2 separate regions of the Homo sapiens genome follow, and region 2 is linked to region 1. A link is a loop called in an ENCODE intact Hi-C map of the cell type or tissue named here. Cell type or tissue: CD14-positive monocyte. All regions are shown on one strand. Links, peaks and the distances in the headings refer to the core of each region. The heading gives the core; the rest is flanking DNA.

Evidence for each region. Peaks named below come from ENCODE experiments on the same cell type or tissue, not always from the same donor. Only the 100,000 strongest peaks of a DNase experiment are listed, where the experiment ranks them.
Region 2: it touches region 1 in a loop (6-fold over the local background); 1 of 110 quality-filtered maps calls a loop at or near these places.

The regions. Positions count from the first base shown.
Region 1 is chr13:48,881,730-48,886,129 of GRCh38, forward strand. All of the region lies in intron 2 of LOC107984559 (a long non-coding RNA gene), which reads left to right. Among named protein-coding and RNA genes, the nearest start is that of FNDC3A, 92 kb to the right of the region's middle. RefSeq lists an enhancer at 2,673-2,912. In CD14-positive monocyte, for the core only: no CTCF peak of the experiment used is centred there; DNase peaks (open chromatin) are centred at 2,252, 2,702 and 3,192; H3K4me3 peaks cover 1,250 bases; H3K27ac peaks cover 1,174 bases.
Region 2 is chr13:49,075,776-49,080,175 of GRCh38, forward strand. The region is part of intron 3 of FNDC3A (fibronectin type III domain containing 3A); the gene reads left to right. Among named protein-coding and RNA genes, the nearest start is that of FNDC3A, 100 kb to the left of the region's middle. In CD14-positive monocyte, for the core only: no CTCF peak of the experiment used is centred there; no DNase peak of the experiment used is centred there.

The DNA of each region.
Region 1 (4,400 bases), core at 263-4,262:
CCAGAAGAGTCCAGCACATTCTAAAGCTTCTACCAGACCCATCAGCCCTTCTCTGGCCCACTCACAGCCCCTCAGGGATTCCTGTTCTAGCCTGAAATCCCCACATGAGTCTTAGGCCATGTCTCCTTTCCCAGCATACCCAATCCAAGATCTGACTTCCCAGCTCTAGAATTCTGGTTCTCTACATATCACTCCACTGTGGCATAATTCAGCATTAAAGAGGATGGCCCTGGACTCCCTGATTTCAAATCCAGGCTCTGCTACTTACTAGATGTTTAACTATGGCCAAATTCCTGATCCCGTGTACCTCAGTTGCCCCCATCTATAAAATGGGGACAATATTATCGATGACCTAGGGTTTTGTGAAGTTTAGCTGAGTGCTTAGAATTGTGGCTGGCACCGAATTTAAGTGCTCAGTGAATGTTAACTGTTATGATTTTTTCCCCTCCTTGGAAAATTCCAGTTCTGGTAAATGATAAGTAGGGAAACATATGACAATAGTTACATAAAATATGGAATTATTTGTATATTTCAATTGTCAGTTTTAATTACATATTGTTTCACGCATGGATGATTGAGAGTTCTATCTTGGGACTTTTTCATTTGAACTGGTTCACAAAGATGATATAAATGATGCTGGAATGTCCATGAATAAAGAAGGGACATAGTAAATATTAATGACACTGGAGTCTGGCTGTCAACTTTTCTGAACATTTCCAAAATCCTAAAAGTTAAAAATTTCCCAAAAAGGTTTTTGTGTGTCTATGTGCCCCTAACATCTTTCAGAATTCCACATGAAAGCATCTAGATGAGATAAACATAGACAAGGATTTACCCAGTAGGAGCAGAATTACAATCGCTGAGTCTCCAAGAAGTGCTGCTGTCTTTGCTCTTGCCCAAACAGCCCCTTGGCTACTTATGTACAGTAGAAAGCTGATTCCATTTTCTTATAGTTATAAAACTTACATAAGATCATTGTAAAAAAAAATTAAAATGAAGACAATAATAATCTGTAATTACAATTCTTGGGAATGTAGGTTTAGCGCATTTTATATGATCAGCCAGTTCTTTCTCTGTGCATTAAACATATGACCAGAAAGGACCAGAGTAGGAATGACACGCTTGTGACTTGATCAAAGGCAAATTTACTGGGAAGCTAAAAAACCTTAAGCTTTAGGGCCTCTCCTTTCCACAGGTGTTTTCCAAGGCCTTGGCAATCTGTTCATATGGTAATACATTTGTATAAATTGTATAAATCTTAGGCTTCTTAAATCCTGGTTCCATCCCAGGTGCTGCTGGCTGCAGTCTTTCCTGCCCCATGCCATTCTGTCCCACTGAGCGAGCCCAGACCCAGACTCTGTTCACTCTGAGCTTCTAGCAGCCACTACCAATCAAACAGAGCAGGCATCCACTGAAATCTACTTGTCATCTTTCCAATTCCTTTTGCCCTAAGTTGGGATTGATGCAGGGCCTGAGAACTGCCAGCAGGTATAGGTTATAAGGCTTGGAGAAAAGAGAACTGTGGCAGGGGAAAGGTGGAATACAGGGATGACTAAGACACTCCTTGACCAGCTTTGGTCAGGCTCCTCTGAGGCTACTTCTCAACATGCTCCAACCTTCAGACTCCTGTGTCCATCTTTACAATGCCAAGACTTAACAAAAAAAAATTCTGTTAGGTGAGTTTAGCAAGAATCCCCATCTTTGATATCTAATAATTCCTTATCCTCACTCTTAGAATCTGATCTCTCCAGCCTGCCTTCAATAAGAATACTACCATCAGTTTAGCTAAAATCCCCCTTACCCCTGATATTTCCTCTTAGTAATTTTTCCATCCACTGGTCCCCACCCTTGTCCTTGGCTATAAATCCCTACTTGTCCACACTGTATTTGGAATTGAGCTCAGTTCAATAGTGAGCCTCTTTTCCTCTATTGCAATATTTGGTTTTTTAAAAATAAAATTTATCTTTAATTAGATCCCAGAGTTGATTCTCTTTAACAAAGGGCAGGCAGGACATGATACCCACCAGAATTCTAGAAATGCTTGGTTTGCTGTGACAAAACAGACTCATATGTGGGACTGAATACCACTTATACCCAATTATCATCCAGCACGATATGGTTTGGCTGTGTCTCTACCCAAATCTCATCTTGAATTGTAGCTCCCATAATTCCAATATGTTGCAGGAGGGACCTGGTAGGAGATACTTGAATCATGGGAGCAGTTTCCCCCACACTATTCTTGTGGTAGTGAATAAGTCTCATGAGATCTGATGGGTTTATAAGGGGAAACTCCTTTCACTTGGCTCTCATTTTCTCTGTTGTCTGCTGCCATGTAAGATGTGCCTTTCACCTTCTGCCATGATTGTGAGGCCTCCTCAGCCATGTGGAACTGTGAGTCCATTAAACCTCTTTTTCTTTATAAATTACCCAGTCTCAGGTACATCTTTATCAGCAATGTGAAAATGGACTAATACACAGCACAATGACAATTACATATATTACTATTAAATGTGTTCAGTTAACTTTGAGGACAACCCTAAACTCAGTTGAGGTGAGAGCCCTCTTCAGAGTCTTGCTCACCCACTTTGGTAATCCAATTGTAACTTTAAAAATAGAGAATGCTGCTTTCAAGCCACTCGTTTGAAAGTAAGCTGTGTTACTACAGTGTCACAGTTCCCACATAGTACTGGAAGTGATTCATTTTCTTGTTAACTTGTGCTATATATACTCCAGAAAAATGAGTTGGCATTTCTAAGAATACTTGTTAGAAAAGAACAGAAGTTTTTCTTTCTCTTCCTGTCATCTGAAACTCTTAAATCATAGACAGTGCAATGTGTAGGAAGCTAAAATACGTACTCAAGCTCAGAAGCACCTGCCATAGCAGGGTTTGTCTTTTTTTTTTTCTTCGTGGTATCAGATAGTTTCTCTAACTCTGAAGAAATTTTCTCTAGAAAAATATAACAGTGTTAGGGCCGGGTGCAGTGTCTCACGCTTGTAATCCCAGTACTTTAGGAGACCGAGGCGGGCAGATCACCTGAGGTCAGGAGTTCGAGATTAGCCTGGGTAACATGGTAAAACCCCGTCTCTACTAAAAATACAAAAATTAGCCAGGAGTGCTGGTGCATGCCTGTAATCCCAGCTACTCGGGAGGCTGAGCAGGAGAATCACTTGAACCTGGGAGGTGGAGGTTGCAGTGAGTCAAGATCACGCTATTGTACTCCAGCTTGGGCAACAGGAATGAATGTCCGTCACACACACACACACACACACACACACACACACACACACACTCTCTCTCTCTCTCTATATATATATATATGTATACATAGTGTTAGATATCCTGCAGAATGCAAACCAACAAAGAACTATTAAATACCTAAAACAAACACAGGTTCTTCTTTCCCTTGAAGCTTCTTTTTTGATTCTTTGATTGAAAACTTGGGCCAGATAAAAAGGAAGCACAGAACTACAAGTCATCACCCACAAAATGTTTCATTCTCTGACTTCACAGCTGTAAAGGCACCTGGGAAAGATGAAGAGAAACAGGTAGAAGAGTGACAGTTTAAAAAAAAAATCCATCCATTTAAGTAATCTGAAATGAATTAAAAGAGTCACATATGTTAAAATGCAATTCACATCCAAAAATGTTCCCTTTGTGGAAATTGTAATTATGGCGTTCTGACCACAAGACTTTTGTCTTGTTTAGTTTTGTTTTGGGAGCACCTCACAGGATTAGGTTAACTAGGAACACACACTGGGAAACAACTGCACTAAGTTTTCAAGAAAGGATTATGTTCTCTGCATCATTCAGGAGCAGTACTCATGCATTTCAGGAAGGTTTCCATCCCTATCAGACATACCTGGCTGTATATCAAAAGTCCATGCTCCTCTTTCATACAGGGTAGAGTTGCTGCTAAAAAGTGGGTGAGCAGCTAGGGACTCTATTTCTGCCAGCTCCTCCCCCACCTTTGCAGCTTGATGCAGTCTTGCAATTAAATCTTAGCAAAGGAAGGGATGTTCACCAGCATGAGGTCCCCGCCACAATCCTTAGTGTTCTTTATTCCTCTGCTACGTGAATGTTGACATTCAGGGCAACCTTGGAAGCCTCTCACTGAAGATGGCAGAGCCTCCATCTGATTTCGTCTCTGAATGATTGTGTCGAGCGGAGCACTTCCCCTGCTCCCACAGCAAACACACACACAGACACATACATATGTACTACCACCACCACCACCTCCACTTGACCTACAACTGTGCTGTACTCTTAAGTGAGCATAAAATAACTGTCTATTTTGTGAAGCCCTAAAAGGCTAAAGTAAAATGAGGTTGGTATTTGGAACGGTAACTTGTAGTTAGATCTATGCTTTGGGGAGGGCAGTGCCCTAGGCCCCATGGTGATA
Region 2 (4,400 bases), core at 89-4,088, 190 kb after region 1:
CTGGAATTCACCCTTATCACCACTGCCCCCCCCACCCCCACCCCCACCCCCCCTTTCAGATCCTACCTGTGCTTCAAGACTGAGCTCCAGTCCTACCTTTAACAGGTTTTTTGGAAAGTCTTTGTTTAGTGAGCATCTCCTTAGTACTGTTGACTTTTGGGTCAGGCAGTTCTTTGGTCAGCGGGACTGTTCTGTGAACTGTAGGGTGTTTAGTGGAATTCCTAGTTTATACCTACTAGCCACTCACCCTCACTTATTCATTTATGACAAACAGAAAAGTCTCTGGATATCCCCAAATATTCCCTGAGGGACAAAATTGGCTCCAGTTGAGAACCATCTTCCTATGGGAAGATGAGAGCAATAAAAAAGATGACTGGCTTTGGAATTAGAGAGAGAGAACCTAGGATTAAATCCCAGCTCCTCTGCTGTTTACTAGCTACATGACCTTGTACATGTTACTTAACCTCTGTAAGTACTTTTTTTTTTTGAGACAGAATCTCACTCTGTCACCCAGGCTGGAGTGCAGTGGCTCAATCTTAGCTCATTGCAACCTCTGCCTCCCGGGTTCAAGTGATTCTCCTGCCTCAGCCTCCCAAGTGGCTGGGATTACAGGTGCCTGCCACCACGCCTGGCTAATTTTTGTACTTTTAGTAGAGATGGGGTTTCACCATGTTGGCCAGGCTGGTCTTGAATTCCTGACCTCAGGTGATCCGCCCACCTCAGCCTCCCAAAGTGCTGGGATTACAGACGTGAGCCTCTGTACCCAGCTCTCGGTGAGTACATTTCTCATCATTAAAATTCTTATTCCTGTCAATAATAGTACACCTTATAGGATCATTGTGAAGGTTCCTGATACACGGGTAATGTACTCTAAACCAGCCTGGGACATACAAGGCACTCAATAAGTGGTGGTGAGTGCTGTAGTGTTATTGTTAATAGAAAGTGATCCCCGTCACCTGTGAAACCCCATCATACCAATTATTGCACCATTCATTTACCAAATAACTACACCATCTTGTAATATTTCTTCTAGTTGTATTTTTAAAGTTATTTAAATTTTGTATTGTTTAACATAAAATTTTTATTCAGTCTCCCCAGCTAAAGTCTAAGCACTTTGGGGACACATACCATTTCTTACATTTCTTTGTATCCCCTTCAATTCTTGGCCTTCCATATGTTGGGTATTTAACTAATAGTTATTGCTTTAGTTTAAAAAGGGAAGACAAGTGCAGTGGGTCACACCTGTAATCCCAGTGCTTTGAGAGAATGAGGCAGGAGGACCTCTTGAGGCCAGGAATACGAGACCAGCCTGGGCAGCATAACAAGACCCTGTCTCTACAAAAAATTTAAAAATTAGGCATAGTGGCGCACGCCTGCTGTCCTAACTACTCGAGAGATAAGGTTGGAAGATTGCTTGAGCCCAAAAATTTGAGGCTGCAGTGAGCTATGGTCATACCAGTGCACTCCAGCCTGGGCGATAAAGCGAGACCCTGTCTCAAAATAAAATTAAATTTAAAAAGAGCATTGGAGATGAGGTGTCTGTATACTTTGTCATCTTTCAAACTGGAATACAGTGAAAGAACTCTAACACTTACTTCAAGACAACTGATGTAAAGCAAGACTGTCTAGCCCAGGCAAACTTCCTGTCTTCCCCCATTTTACCTAGGCTGTCCAATCTGTTTAATCAAAGAAGAAATAGACCTAACTCTTTTCAGAGAAGTAATCAGCTCAGTAATTAAAATTAAAACTTTTAGCCTGACATTTAAACCTTATATATCTGAGAGTTAAAAATTTCTCTCTAAGTTGAACACATGGACACAGAGAGGGGAACCTCACACACCAGGGCCTGCGACAGGCCCCGGGCCAAGGGGAGGGAGAGCATTAGGACAAATACCTAATGCATGCAGGGCTTAAAACCTAGGTAATGGGTTTATAGGTGCACCAAACCACCATGGCACATGTATACCGATGTAACAAACCTGCACATTCTGCACATGTATCCCACAACTTAAAGTAAAAATTTTTTAAAAATTTCTCTAAGTTAATTTAAATCATTTGTGCAGCAGTTATGGCAATTTCACAAATAGGAAGAGTTCACATATTATACTTAAAAGAAACCAGGCAGTAGAATTTATAAGCAGTGTGATAAGCATTACCTGTCTTTACTTGCCAGTTAAGTTTTTATGAAAATAATTTTATTCTGTGTACTTCATAGAGTGTAAGTTTCTAATAGAGCACACATCTAGGTTTGTACATCTCTTTTCAAATTGTTTTCAATAAATACTGTTTATGGTGGGTACATTTTAACTAATACAGCATTGATCTTTTCTAACACATTTGCAGAGGAAGATACTCATTACTGTTTTAGTGTGACTCAGAACACAAAAAGTGCTATTTATGATTGGATAACCAGACCCTGAATTATAAGTAGCTTATATTTCAAAAGTTAATTTGTAACTGCAATCTGTAAACCCCACCTCCATAAATCAATTAAATTGATTTTATATGCGGCAGTGACCCCTTTGGTCAGGACCAAAAAAGCCTATCTAATTTATAATGTGCCTGTAATACTAACAGTATCTTAGTGATAGGAACTAACTACCATGAGAAGATATTTTTAGGCAGGGACACATTTCTCTGCTTCAGTGGGAAATGGATTCCTTTCTCTATATGACAGATTGTAAGATTGGAGACTGTTTTAAAATTATTGGGTAGAGGTTTTAAAAACACAGGAAAGGATAAAGGGAACCAGACAGAAAATAAGAAGGCTCTCCCCTCTTTATGTTTTTGACTGTCCAAAATTACAAGATGGAATATGGGTGGAAGGAATAGTAGTGAGCAAGGGAACTGGGGTTGAAGTCTTTGTAAAATCAACATGCCTTCACTCTGAGCAAGAGAAGACAAGAAAAGACTTCTGGAGTTCATTTTCTTCCACTTAGCCATCACTAGTTTCTGTCATATGGCAAGCCCCTTCGTGGACTAGCTCTGGATCTAGGCAAAAAGTGAGATTATTAATAGAAGTGGAGGCAACAGATAACAAGGAGAAAGAGAAATTAAGGGAAGAAAATCATATGCCAGCGAAGTGGAGAGAAACATAGATCATTATAGCCCTAAGGCCATCAAGTTAGGAAAGCTGTTCTCTGACAGCCACTATACTAATAAAATCTCTATATTAAAACCTAATGAATTGAGATAAGAGCTGTGTAAATTAATAAGCATTTGAATTAAAGTCCATTCTTTTAAAAGTAGCTTTATTACTTGTTCAGAATATTTAGAAATGAAAACTAGGTTGAGAATCACAGAGAACTTTAGACATCTAAATAATTACCTTACTTTATTGGAGGCTCAGATTTTGTGAGTTACAGCTAGTTATGGGCAGAGTTCAATACAGTAGTTTTTCTACTGTATAGCATACATTCTGGAAAGACAAATTGCTAATTATTTTTTTCTATGAATTTTCTAAGTATCTACTGAGGTATACTGTGCTAGTTGCTGGACATTCAAACAAAATCTGAAAACTAAGTTCCTGACATTCAAGAACAGTGTCATGGGGGAAAAAAAGGGAAAATTAACAGTTGTATTACAGTATAAAAAGAGATACACATAGGGTGTTATGGGAGCATAGAAGGAGGGTTACTATAACATTCAGTGGTATGTAAAGAAAAAATTATTCCAGGAGAAAATGACACATGAGCCTCCTCGAAGAACAGTGGCAGTTGGTCAGATGGACAAAGGGTCTCAAGGCACTTTAGACAGAGGGAAAGTGTTCAAAAGCAACAGAAGGAAAGAATGACTTGACTTATTTGAATAACCACAAAGAGATTGGAATTGCTAAAAAGTTGTGTAAATATGTGGTACCTGTTGAACCAAAAGTCTTCCTACTACAAACATCATTGGAAATGTTCAATAAAATAATAACATGTAATCTTTCAAATACACTCCTGAGCTTCTCTCTCTTCCCTTCACCCTATAAAAAGGAAAAAAAAGGTGGGGACTGGGGAAGAATCACTGTGGGCCAGAAACAAGGACTTTTCCACATTTATTTGTCTTCTATTTTAAGAGACAGGGTCTCTTTGTCACCCAGGCTGGAGTGTAGTAGCACAGTCATAGCTCATTGCAGCCTCAAACTCCTGGGCTCAGGTGATCCTCCTGCCTTAGCCTCCTGAGCAGTTAGGACTGCAGGTGCATGCCACCATGCTTTTATAGAGTTGAGTTCTCACTGTGTTGCCCAGGATGCTCTCAAACTCCTGGGCTCAAGCAATCGTCCCATCTCAGCCTCCCAAAGCACTGTGATTACAGGCATGGACAATTGTACCTGGCCCAATATTTGTTTCAAAAAATACAGTTTTCATATTTTTAATGAAAAGAATTAAAAATATCTACATTGTTCTTTTGATTTG